2 separate regions of the Homo sapiens genome follow, and region 1 is linked to region 2. A link is an interaction called in ENCODE POLR2A ChIA-PET data of the cell type or tissue named here. Cell type or tissue: OCI-LY7. All regions are shown on one strand. Each heading gives the region's core, and the rest is flanking DNA. Links, peaks and the distances in the headings are about the cores only. Region 1 has its middle 74 kb from the start of LINC03064. Region 2 overlaps CASC16 (cancer susceptibility 16).

The links. ChIA-PET counts read pairs that join two places held together with the same protein. Peaks named below come from ENCODE experiments on the same cell type or tissue, not always from the same donor. Only the 100,000 strongest peaks of a DNase experiment are listed, where the experiment ranks them.
Region 1: POLR2A ChIA-PET joins it to region 2 with 8 read pairs; 2 of 35 experiments call an interaction of 5 or more read pairs at or near these places.

What each region holds. Positions count from the first base shown.
Region 1 is chr16:52,677,898-52,683,280 of GRCh38, reverse strand. No RefSeq gene overlaps it. Among named protein-coding and RNA genes, the nearest start is that of LINC03064, 74 kb to the right of the region's middle. In OCI-LY7, for the core only: no CTCF peak of the experiment used is centred there; no DNase peak of the experiment used is centred there.
Region 2 is chr16:52,574,806-52,580,188 of GRCh38, reverse strand. The region is part of intron 2 of CASC16 (cancer susceptibility 16); the gene reads left to right. Among named protein-coding and RNA genes, the nearest start is that of CASC16, 29 kb to the left of the region's middle. RefSeq lists an enhancer at 1,742-2,941. In OCI-LY7, for the core only: no CTCF peak of the experiment used is centred there; a DNase peak (open chromatin) is centred at 2,638; H3K27ac peaks cover 368 bases.

The sequences.
Region 1 (5,383 bases), core at 175-5,174, 100 kb before region 2:
AAAAAGTAGCAGGAGATAAACAAGAGGCAGAGAAGGCATCCCAGGCAGAGGATGTCATGTGCAGAAGCATCGTGGCATGACAAAGCATGCTGTGACAGGGCAGCCACAGTTAGTCACAGGGTCTTATGCTTTTGTGGAAAACAACAGGTCACTAGGTTGGAAAAGCAGACTTAGCTTCATTTTGAAGACCCTTTACACAAAGCCTCAGTACAATTATATAAATATAAATACTCATATTTTTCTGCTCTGGTGGCATGTTCCAGATAAACCAGAATTTCTCTCTCTATCCCATGCTGGCTTCCTAAATAAAAAAAAAATCTGCTGGTCTTACATCAGGATTAAAACTCGACAGTTGTAAATTAGATATTGGGAAAAAAATGTATTTACCCTTATCTCACATCATACAAAAAATTAATCCCAGATAGATTGTAAGCCTAAGTGTGAATGGCAACATAAGTTTTAGAGAAAAATAGGATAAAATACTTATGACCTTGGACTAGGCAAAGCTTTCTTAAACAGGACAAAAAAATTGCTAACCCTGAAAGAAAGACAATTGGTAAATTGGAGTTTATTAAAGATGGAAAATGTCAGTCCATCAAAAGATACAGTAAAGTGAAAAGGCCACCTCCAAAATGTGGATATCCATGAGATTTACACAAAAATACACTTAAAACTCCTACAAATCAATATGGAAGAGAAAGATAAACTAATGGAAAAGTGAGCAAAACACTTGTACAGATAATTCACAAAAGAAGGGATCCAAATGACCAATAAACATATGAAAACATGATGCATTTCCCTAGCCATCCAGGATACGCTGATTAAAACTACAGTGCAGTATCACCTATACATCAATCATATGGCTCAAATGGCTCAAGTGGAAAAGACAAAAAAATGCCAAGAGTTTGTGAAACCATGTGTCAACTGGAACACTGCTAGTTAGAGTGTAAATGGAAATAACCACTTTGGAGAACAGTTGGGCAATATCTACTAAAGCTGAATTTACATATATTCTGCAACACAGAAGTTCCACTCTTGCATATATATTCAGGAGAAATTCATACATGTAATTCATACCAAAGATATGTACCAAAGTGTTTACAGGAGCACAATCTGTAAGAGCCAAAAAGTAGAAACTCCTCAAATGCCCATCCACAGCCACATACATAAATAAATGTGTATGGTCTCACAATGGATAAGTAAATGGTATAGTCACACAATGGGATACTATGCATTGAGTATGAATCATCCACAATCATATGCAACAATATGAATGAATCTCATAAGCATAGGATGAAAAGAAGATACCGTAGAAATATACATACTGTTTGATTCAAATTTCTATAGAATATAATAAAATGAAGCAAAAAGTGGGGGAGGGGGAATTCTTGTTGTTGGTTATGATCTACTTTTTTTTTTTTTTTTTAGTGGCAGGGTCTCTCTCTGTTGTCCAAGCTGGGGTGCAGGGGTGTGATCATAGCTCACTGCAGCCTTGAACTCCTGGGCTGCAGTGATCCTCCTGCCTTAGCCTCCCAAGTAGCAGGGACAGGTGTGTGCCACCATGGCTGGCTTAATTTCTTTTTACAGAGACGGGGTCTTGCAATGTTGTCCAGGCTGGTCTGGAACTCATGGCCTCAAGCCATCCCTCCACCTCAGCCTCCCAAAGTGCTAGGATTACAGGCATGAGCCAATGCACGCAGTCATAGTCTATTATTTTTATCTGGGTGCTGTAATAAGTTGTTGAGTTGTATACATATGATTTAGGTATGTATATGTGTACATATCAAATCCCTCTGTCTCTCTCCTTCTTTATCTATCTATCTATCTATCAGATTATGTTTTCTTTAAATTGGTTGGTGGCAGAACCGGCAAAGATTAATCTTTTGGTTTCTATTGATTGAATTGACCTGAATGAGAATTTTATGGTTATGACTGCTCTTCTGTCTTGAGTGAATGATCCAGTTTATATTTTCTACAGCCCCTGTAAGTGCCATTATAAGAACCAGAGTGGCTTGCAGTGGGCTTGGCATCTGTCCCAGCTTCTTTCTTCAAGTGGAAGGTGTAATCTGAATTGCCAGCAAACATATCTTGGAAACAAGATTGTTCTTTGGCTAAGACCAATGAGCTTGAGAGCTGCTCAGCTCTGCGGAAGGCTTACTAGATGCACACAGACTTAGAGAGCTGTCATGTGGAGAAGAACTGGCTCAGATCTCCCCTTTCTCAGTGTTTTTAACTCTAGAAGAGTCCAAAGTTCCTCTGAAGAACTCCAGAAAAGTCAGCTCTAGGTGCTGCCTCTCCTGAACAATAATTATTCCACAGGACACAATTTGGAGAATGCTTCCCTAAGTTTATTTAGATTTGCTGATGACTTACCTTAAGCCATCTTTACAATGCCATGGTCCATAGCTTTACAGGCTGTACTGGGCACAATTTTAGAGGACATCATTCATGGTGCAATCTGCCCTTCAATAAGTAGTGATCCTAGTTTTGTACCACGTATTCTGTTTTCTAAGTAAATTGTAGTTCTCCTAAGGGCAGAGAATGTATTGTTCTTTTCCTCTTTCTACTCCTAGTACAAGACGAGCTTTCTTTGCACAATGTGGAAGTTCCTTTTGGACTTATCTTAAAAGATGATGGCTTCTCCAGTACACCAAAGCAGGTCAAATTGTGATGGAGGCAGATATTTTTTTTCTATTTTGTTCTATGCCTCTCTTCCAATCTACTGCATGAATTATCCCATGACATTGCTATGGTTTGAACACTTGTGTGCTCCTAAATTTCATATGTTGAAATCTTAAGCCCAAAAGTAAAGGTATTTGGAGGTGGGGTCTTTTGGAGGTGTTTAGGTCATGAAGGGGAAGCCCTCATGAATGGGATTAATGTCCTTACAAAAGAGATCCCTTGCCTTTTACTATGTGAGGTTACAGTGAAGATGAGCCTCTGTGAGGAATGGGTCTTCTCCAGACACTGAATCTGCCAGCACCTTGAACTTGGACTTTCCATCCTTAGGAGCTGTGAGAAATAAATTTCTGTTATTTATGGGCCACCTGGTTTATGGCATTTTGTTATAGCAGCCCAAAAGGACTAAGACAGATACCTTTTCCTTTCTATCATAATCAAAATAAATGTTTGCATCAGCCATTTACTCCTCTCTCCTAGAGGTATTTGTATCTCAAGGTTTATCTTCTATTGTGAAAATAAAGCTTTTGCTAAAGTTATCTCAGGCACTGGTGAGTCAGGAGGGGGCCACATTTGGGGGCACTGCCCCCGCTTGCCAATCATAGGCAAATTGCCAATTTTACCTGTGATTAGGCCTAGACCTGCAGAGGACATCTATTGTTTTTGCAGTTCTGTTTCCTTTAACCTTTCTTCTGCAAGCATACCCTGATCTTCCTTCCTCTACTTTTAGCCCATGTACCAGGATACAGCTCCATGCCTGGTCATGAATTCAGCACATCACCAAGGCCAGTCTACAAATAAGATTCTTTTGGTCATAGCAATTGGTTCAGGGATGATTTTATCAAAGTCAATAAAAAACAATCAAAGCCAATGAGACATGATAAAGTTTTTACTGGGAACCTTGGGAGAGTTACGGGACCCTAACATTAAAGCAGAGAAGATATAGGGTCTGAAACAACTGGTACCATCTTGCTCCTATATGGAAACAAAGGATGAAGCCAATACAGCAAGACTCAGTTGGAAGCGAAAGGAACTGAGTCTTCATGACACATTTTCCTCTCCCCTACTGCTTGGATATTTCTGAAGAAAGGTTTGAGCAGAAGATCTTAGTGTTTTCCAAATGGTGAGTTATACTTGTGAAATACATTCAACAGGTCATCACCAGCATTTAACAAATGAAGCAGAATGGAGAAGAATAACTGAGTTACAATGAAATGTATGTATTGTTGAGGGTCAAAAAATATTTCAAAGCCACTGCTAGTAAGTGATTAATTTTGGTAGCCTTTTCTTGTATACAAAACAATTATTCACCAGAAAAAATCAGAAGGACTTAAAAGATAATAAATAACACATTTCTCATATATATATATATATATATCTCCATGCTGCTACTGTAGCCAGCCTTACCACTAGTCTTCTCAGTTGGGTTTCCCCAATAATTTCCTTTTTGCTTAAGCAGCCATGAGATGGATTTTCTGTCAGTTGTAACCAAACAAAATCTAACTGAAATATTAGCCAAAAAAGGTGCTCCTGGCTTTGTGTGATTTATGATTCCCCTAACTACTTGGCCTAGGGATGCATTCAGTTCATGATTGTCAAAAAAGTAATAGAAAAAAGAAAAGAAAAAAAATTGGAAAGACCTATCCAACTTCAGTACGCAAGTGATACCTCTGGTGGAGATACAGGGGCTGACTTTTCTTTGGGGTCTACAAATATTTCATTCCTAATGCTACTTGTAGGAGCAGTATCATTTCCTCAGAAAAATCCAGGAGAAACTTAATTAACCCTTGTGCATCAACACACATGTTCACATGTTCAGTCAACACAAGAGGGAAGACGGATAGAGTGAAAGAATGCCTCTGGCATGCTTATAAAGCATGTGGTTTGTGGCTGAGTGGCTTTAATCACAGAAAAGTGCGGTCATTTGTCCTGAAATCTCCATCAGCAAGGCTTCATTGCTATTACCCATTGAATCTACCCAGATGGACACTGTTAAAGTGAACTAAATATGGCCTGAGAAGGACTCCCTACTTATATATTTGAGTCCTTGTGGATGAACCATAACCTAAATAGGCAGACAAAATTGAAAACTTAACTTAGTAGTATGCATCTGTAACAATAGCTAAGTGTTGGCCAATCCCAGCAGCCATACTTCAACCACTCATAGACTGTTCAGAGTTCAAACTGCGTTCAAATAAGGCAAATGCTGAGCTGTAACCAATCTGTTTCTGTACCTCACTTCTGATTCCTGTATGTCACTTTACCTTTTTTGTCTATTAATTTATTCTGACCATGAGCCACCATTGGAGTCTCTCTGAATCTGCTGTGATTCTGGAGGCTTCCCAATTTGTGAATCTTTTTATTTTTTTCTCAATTAAGCTTCATCAAATTTAACTTGTCTGAAGTTTTCTTTTAACAATCTGAATGGCTACCCCTGAAACCTCTCCTAGGAAAAGGTCACCACCCACCTAGAGACCATGCCCAGAGTCTTCTGAGAGCTTCTCCATGTCCCTGTGTATTCAGTCCACCCTCAAGTTCCAAACATTGGGGCGGATTCTTATAGGGGAGGGTAATGGGACCCCCAAGCAGTACAGAATTACCCCTCAAGAGGATGCTAGGCTCAAAAGTGTCTACATGGCTGAAAGAAGGGGGGTTTTGGAAGAAATACAAACAAATGAAAAACTCTGGGTGACATTGTCTTCTG
Region 2 (5,383 bases), core at 291-5,290:
AGGTCTAGGGTGAGGCCCAAGATTCCAATGAGCTTCCAGGTGGCGCCAATGCTCCTGGTCCCTGGACCACACTTTGAGTAGCAAGGTTCTAGGGGAATGAAATGAAGATTTAGGGGCTGTAGACCTAAATTAGAATCCTGGATCTGCTACTCATGAGTAGCAAGGCTTGGACACCATACTTTTCTACTCCATCATTCTGTTTCCTCATCTGTACATCAGGCACCCTCACAGTGTTATCAGGAGGCCTCAGTGAAATCATACATGTAAAAAGCTTTATTAACTGGAAAGCACAGTGGAGTGTTAGCTTTTAGTGGAATCTCTTCAGCTGTCAAGCACTGGGCTCTCTCTAAACCAGAAGTGATTCTGTCCTCTCCCCTTTTTTGCATTGCCTTACATACCAGATGCTGGAAGATGCCTCTTTCCCATATGCTGTGGTAAGCACTTCTCACTTCCAGAGAGATTTACCTTCTGTAACTGACAAGTGTCAGGGAAAAGTGGGAGAGGAGCGCTAAATCTAGATCAGGTACGCATACGTGTGGGCAGGGAGCATGACAGACAGCTGGGGGGTGCGTGGCCCCAAAGCTAAGCAAAGTGAGTATAAATGGTGCCCACAAAGGCATCTTAACCAAATAGAACCTGTTAAACCAGGCCATGAGCAGCGAGACCCTACTTTTTCTTATGGGATGCGGTGATAAAGAAATTACATAGTTATTTGAGAGGAACATAAATAAAGATTAATAGGTTAATGAGTTATTTTCCTTTCATTACTACACTATTGTACTTTATTATAATTGCTTTGCACTCATTTAATTAAATTTGAACTGGGGCCAACACAAGATAATTTGTTTTCCCTGTACTGAACAATGAGTATGCAGATTGGATGTACTGAAGCAGTAATCAGCCCTCTGTTTGCAACACTTTTCTACTCTGAGTAGACATTATAATTGATAATTTGATTGTTGCAGCACTCTGTGCAATATATTTTAAAGCAACATTAACATAATGGAAATTATGTTGTGAGCTTAATCTCAGCTTTTCACTGAGAGGCTATCTGGTTCCTCAGCGTAAACCAGTCAGGTTCTGACAACAGCAGGTTTCTCTCTCATTCTTTCTTTTTGTCTCTCTCTCTGCCTCTCTCCTTCCTTCCTTTCTTCTTCCCTCTCCTTTCTGCTCCTTCCTCCCTCGCTCCCTCCCTGCCATCTTTTGTCCCCATTCTGCCCTCCCTTTCTTCCTTTCTCTCCCATCTTTTTTCCGCTTCCCTTCTGCCCCGCTGCCTTCCCTCTGTCTTTCCTCCCTCCTTTCATAATTGCATTATTTTCTTTTCTTGCCTGCTTCTCTAGCTCTATTGAAGAAAGAAAAAAGATGAAATAAGGGTTGTTGATAGCAGCCATTCCCAGCTGCATTTCCTAATTTTGAGACCTGTTCACATCCGGGACATTTGAGAAAAGCAAACAACAGCCTTTCCCGCAAACACCTAAGTAGGAAATTATTCCTGGTGGTCAGTGTGGTAGTCAGCACCACTCTTTGTGTTGTTGGTCAACATAGGGATTAATTCGCAAGGCAGTCATGAGCTCTTCAAGGGCATTTCTGCACGTATGGGCAGATGAGGAAAAAGTCACTGGTGTTTCCTTTGTCCAAAGTCCATTCTTCCTTGGAGCTGCAAACACTTTCTTGAAAAGATGAGGCCTTTATCCTTACGAACACATTCTGCAGACTGATTCTCTTTGGCTCAAAGATTTCCTGTCCCGTAATGGAAAGTAGGTGTGACGTTCTGTTTGATAATCCCAGGCCAGAGATCTTGGATGCAGGTGAGGAAATTTGTGCCCCTGTGACTTCTATTGAATTTTCATAACTCTGTAAATATTTGTTTCTGTGTTTGTTTTGGGAAGAAAAACACCTGTGAGTGGTTGGAAATGACTGTGTTTGTTTGGAAAAGCTGAAAGAGAGGGGTCTGAGCATTTTTTATTCTTCATTAAACTGTCCAGGCCCTGAATTTGTTGCAAAAAAATCGAATTTATTTGAAGAAAAGCCTATTCTTTAATCTCTTTGTTCTAAGGCGTGGGCACCCACACTCTAGTCGGCTGCTTTACTTTCAAACTCTCTGTCAGTGTGGAGGAAAAAATCCCACAACGAGAAGCATTTTTTTTGGAGGGGGCAATGTTTTGGAGAAGGCAGATTTTTCTCTGACACATATTAAATTTCTCCAGTGAACACTTGGGTGACATAGCTGCATCTGAGTGGCTTTTCTTTTCTCTATGTTGTTATTTTTCATAGAAAATTGGGCTAGAGCTTATTCATGAATCAATTACTGAGTTGAGAAGTAGCACTCTTAAGTTTTACTTTTTAGCTCACTATTTCCTTATCTGTTTGTGGGAGAGCGTGTTTTAGTCTCTCTTGTTATTATGAGACAGACTTCTCTCAGCTGGGTCTATTGTTCTAATTATTATTATTTTTTAAAAAATGTTTTTAACAGAAACAGGACCCAGAGAGTTAAGTTGGGTTTTGCTTTGTTTTGTGTTTACATTTTAACCTCTGTTAAAGATACAGGAAAGAAAACTTCAACTTGCCTGGATGGAGGGTGCTTCCTCTTGTGCCCAGATGTTGAGTTTAAATTGAGAAGCTCACAGCTGTGATGCTGTCGCAGCCTAGAGACACAACTGCAGTTTCTTGCATCAGCCCACCCGTGGCTCCCTGACCCCAGGGACATTGCTAAGCAAGCCTGTTGCCAAATAAGAACTCGAGGGTAGATTTGGAGCACAGGTATCAGACATACAGCAGCTTTCCACTGCGGGAAGCCGGGGAAAAGGACCTCTCTCCCAGTGGGCCCAAACACAAATTCCTGGCACTTGCCACGTATCTGGACATCACAGCACTTTGAAAGATTCGTCTTGGCACTTCAGTTTATATCTGTCATAATTTGGTTTCCCCAAAGCATACCTTAAGGCAAGGTTTCTTAAGGTCAGCAGCAGAAAGATGGGTCACGACAGTGCACATGAGCAGCAATGCTGAGACCAGATGGGTGGCACGGGCAGCACTGACTACAACTTTGCTGAGAAAAATCTCATGTGCACCTATTCTATCTGGACTGTAAGCTCCATGAGGCAAGTGCTGAACTTAAGTATCAGTCTGTGTTCCACAGTGCCCACCTGGATGATAACATCACCCAAGCAGCATCCATCCTGGTCCAAGCATTGTGCTGAGCACATTATAAGGGTGACCCCTGTCAATCTTCCCAACAGCCCAATGAGGTATCTCCATCTTACAGATGAGGCAAGAAGCACAGAGTTTAGTACCTTGCTGAAGTGGTAGAGTCAGGATATTTAAACTTAGGCAGCCTGGAGCCTACCCTTTTGCCACTGTGGGGACCATGTCTCATGGCTGTCTGGTTAGGAATCTGAGTCTGGAAGCTTTAGAGACCATCACCACCATAACTAGAGCTGTCCTTTGTTGAATACTTCTCATGTGCCTTGTCTTGGGATAAGTGCTTTACATTTGTTATTTTGCTTTAATTTGCTCATTGAGGCTGCTACCCCCATTTTAGAGCTAGAGACACTGAAGTTCAGAGAGATTAAACCACGCAGCTCACAAGTGGCTCTGTCCAAACTCTATCTACTCCCTGTCACCAGACACCAAAGCCATGACTTCAAGAAGTGACATTTTCCACTTGAGTCTCTGCAGCAGTAGCAGGCAAATGATGATGGAAATCAAGAAAGTTGTGTCCCCTGACTCATCTCAGAGGTAGCAGGTGGGCCACGGGTCATTCAAGAAATGGAGGTCATTGAGGACAACTTCCCCCCAGATTCCTATCACAAACCTGGCACAATCAGGTGAGGTCGTTGCTGTTTTTTTTCCCCAAATAACCTTGATAATATTCAAAGTATTTTACAGTCTGCTTCCCCTTCACCTGGTGCAGTGGCAAGGATACCGGAAAAGAGACAAACCTACCAGGCTTGCAGAAGTCACTATTCCAACTCACCCTTGAAAATTCTTTTCTCCCTATCTGTGCTCTATCTCTGCTCCATGCATGGGGGCAACAGTGAGGGTGCACAGTTGTTATTGGTGGTGGTGGGCTGTAGCAGGCAGGAGAAAGGGGTAGGCACCTGTGTTCCTCTGAAAGGCATGCTGGGCACTCCCTAGGTAATAACAACTGGGGACCTTCCTCTCTCTTCCTCTCTTTCCTTCACTAGCTCTTTCTCCTCTTTTGTCACTCCTTTTTCCATGTCCTTTCTAGCAAAGGAAGCCCATTGTGGTGGAATAAGGTCTGCCTAGGAAGCTAGGTGACCTTGCTAACCACAACAACCACGGTCACCTTGTGTTTAGCAAAGAACGATGAACACTGCATTCGGACTAGATGGCCCCAGCTCTGTGTTTCAATTGCTAACCAGTCAGGCAGCCTTTCTCTACTCCCTAGATTGCAGGCCCCAATCTACAACAAAGGGCAGATGCACTTGATTATGGTTTTCAGCTCTTTTAAGAAAAACAATAAAACTTGCCCTGTGCAGTGTTTACAATTGTTCTTGAGCCTGTATTTTGTAAATGGTAGATTTTATATTAAAAACAATCAGTATCACTGGCATTCCTTTAGAAGTCAGATTTGGACATCCTGGACTCATAGTCCTGCATGGTGCCTGTTCTTTGGCTCTGAATTCTGGCTTCCCCTTCTACCAGAGGCATGCATTCCCCATCCAGTGCCCACACAGTTTGTCCTACAGTCACCTTGCTTTCAGGTTTGCAAGAGGCTAAGGAAAGATATAACCCTAAAGGGATCTTGAAAGTTCCTGAAGTGCACATAGATAGAGAATTTACATGTCTGCATTTTTAATTTGTGAGAAAGGTGGAAAACATAGCAAACCAAAAGGCCAGCAATAACCTGGGATTGACCTTAGGTGATGGTAGAAATGATGTGCCCTGTATGTGCAATTTCAAGGTGCTGACTCACGTGGGATCCCACAGGATCCTCCAACCCGGAGAGGTTCTGCTTTCCACATTGCAAGATGAGGAACCTGCAGTGTGGAGAGGTGAAATGACTTGCCCAAAGTCACAAAGCTGCTGATCATCCAAGCCCAGGTTCAAATGCAGATTTGCTCACTCTTGGCCTGGTGTTCCTTCTCTCCACCTTGATTTTAATACTACTTGATTTTCAAAATAAGTTTCCCCATTGTCTTATCTATCTGGCTCTTCTAACACCTTGGACAGGTGTGCAGGGCAACTATTCCTAAACACATTTCGACAGATGAGGACACTGAGGCAGTAAGGTCATTGATACAAAAGCAGAGTGAGTTGTTTTCTCTGTGGCAAAATTTGAGGGATAATAGGAAGGATATTTTTACCTCTCTGTTTCCCTCTCTCTCTAATTCTAGATGGGGTAGGACTCTAACACACT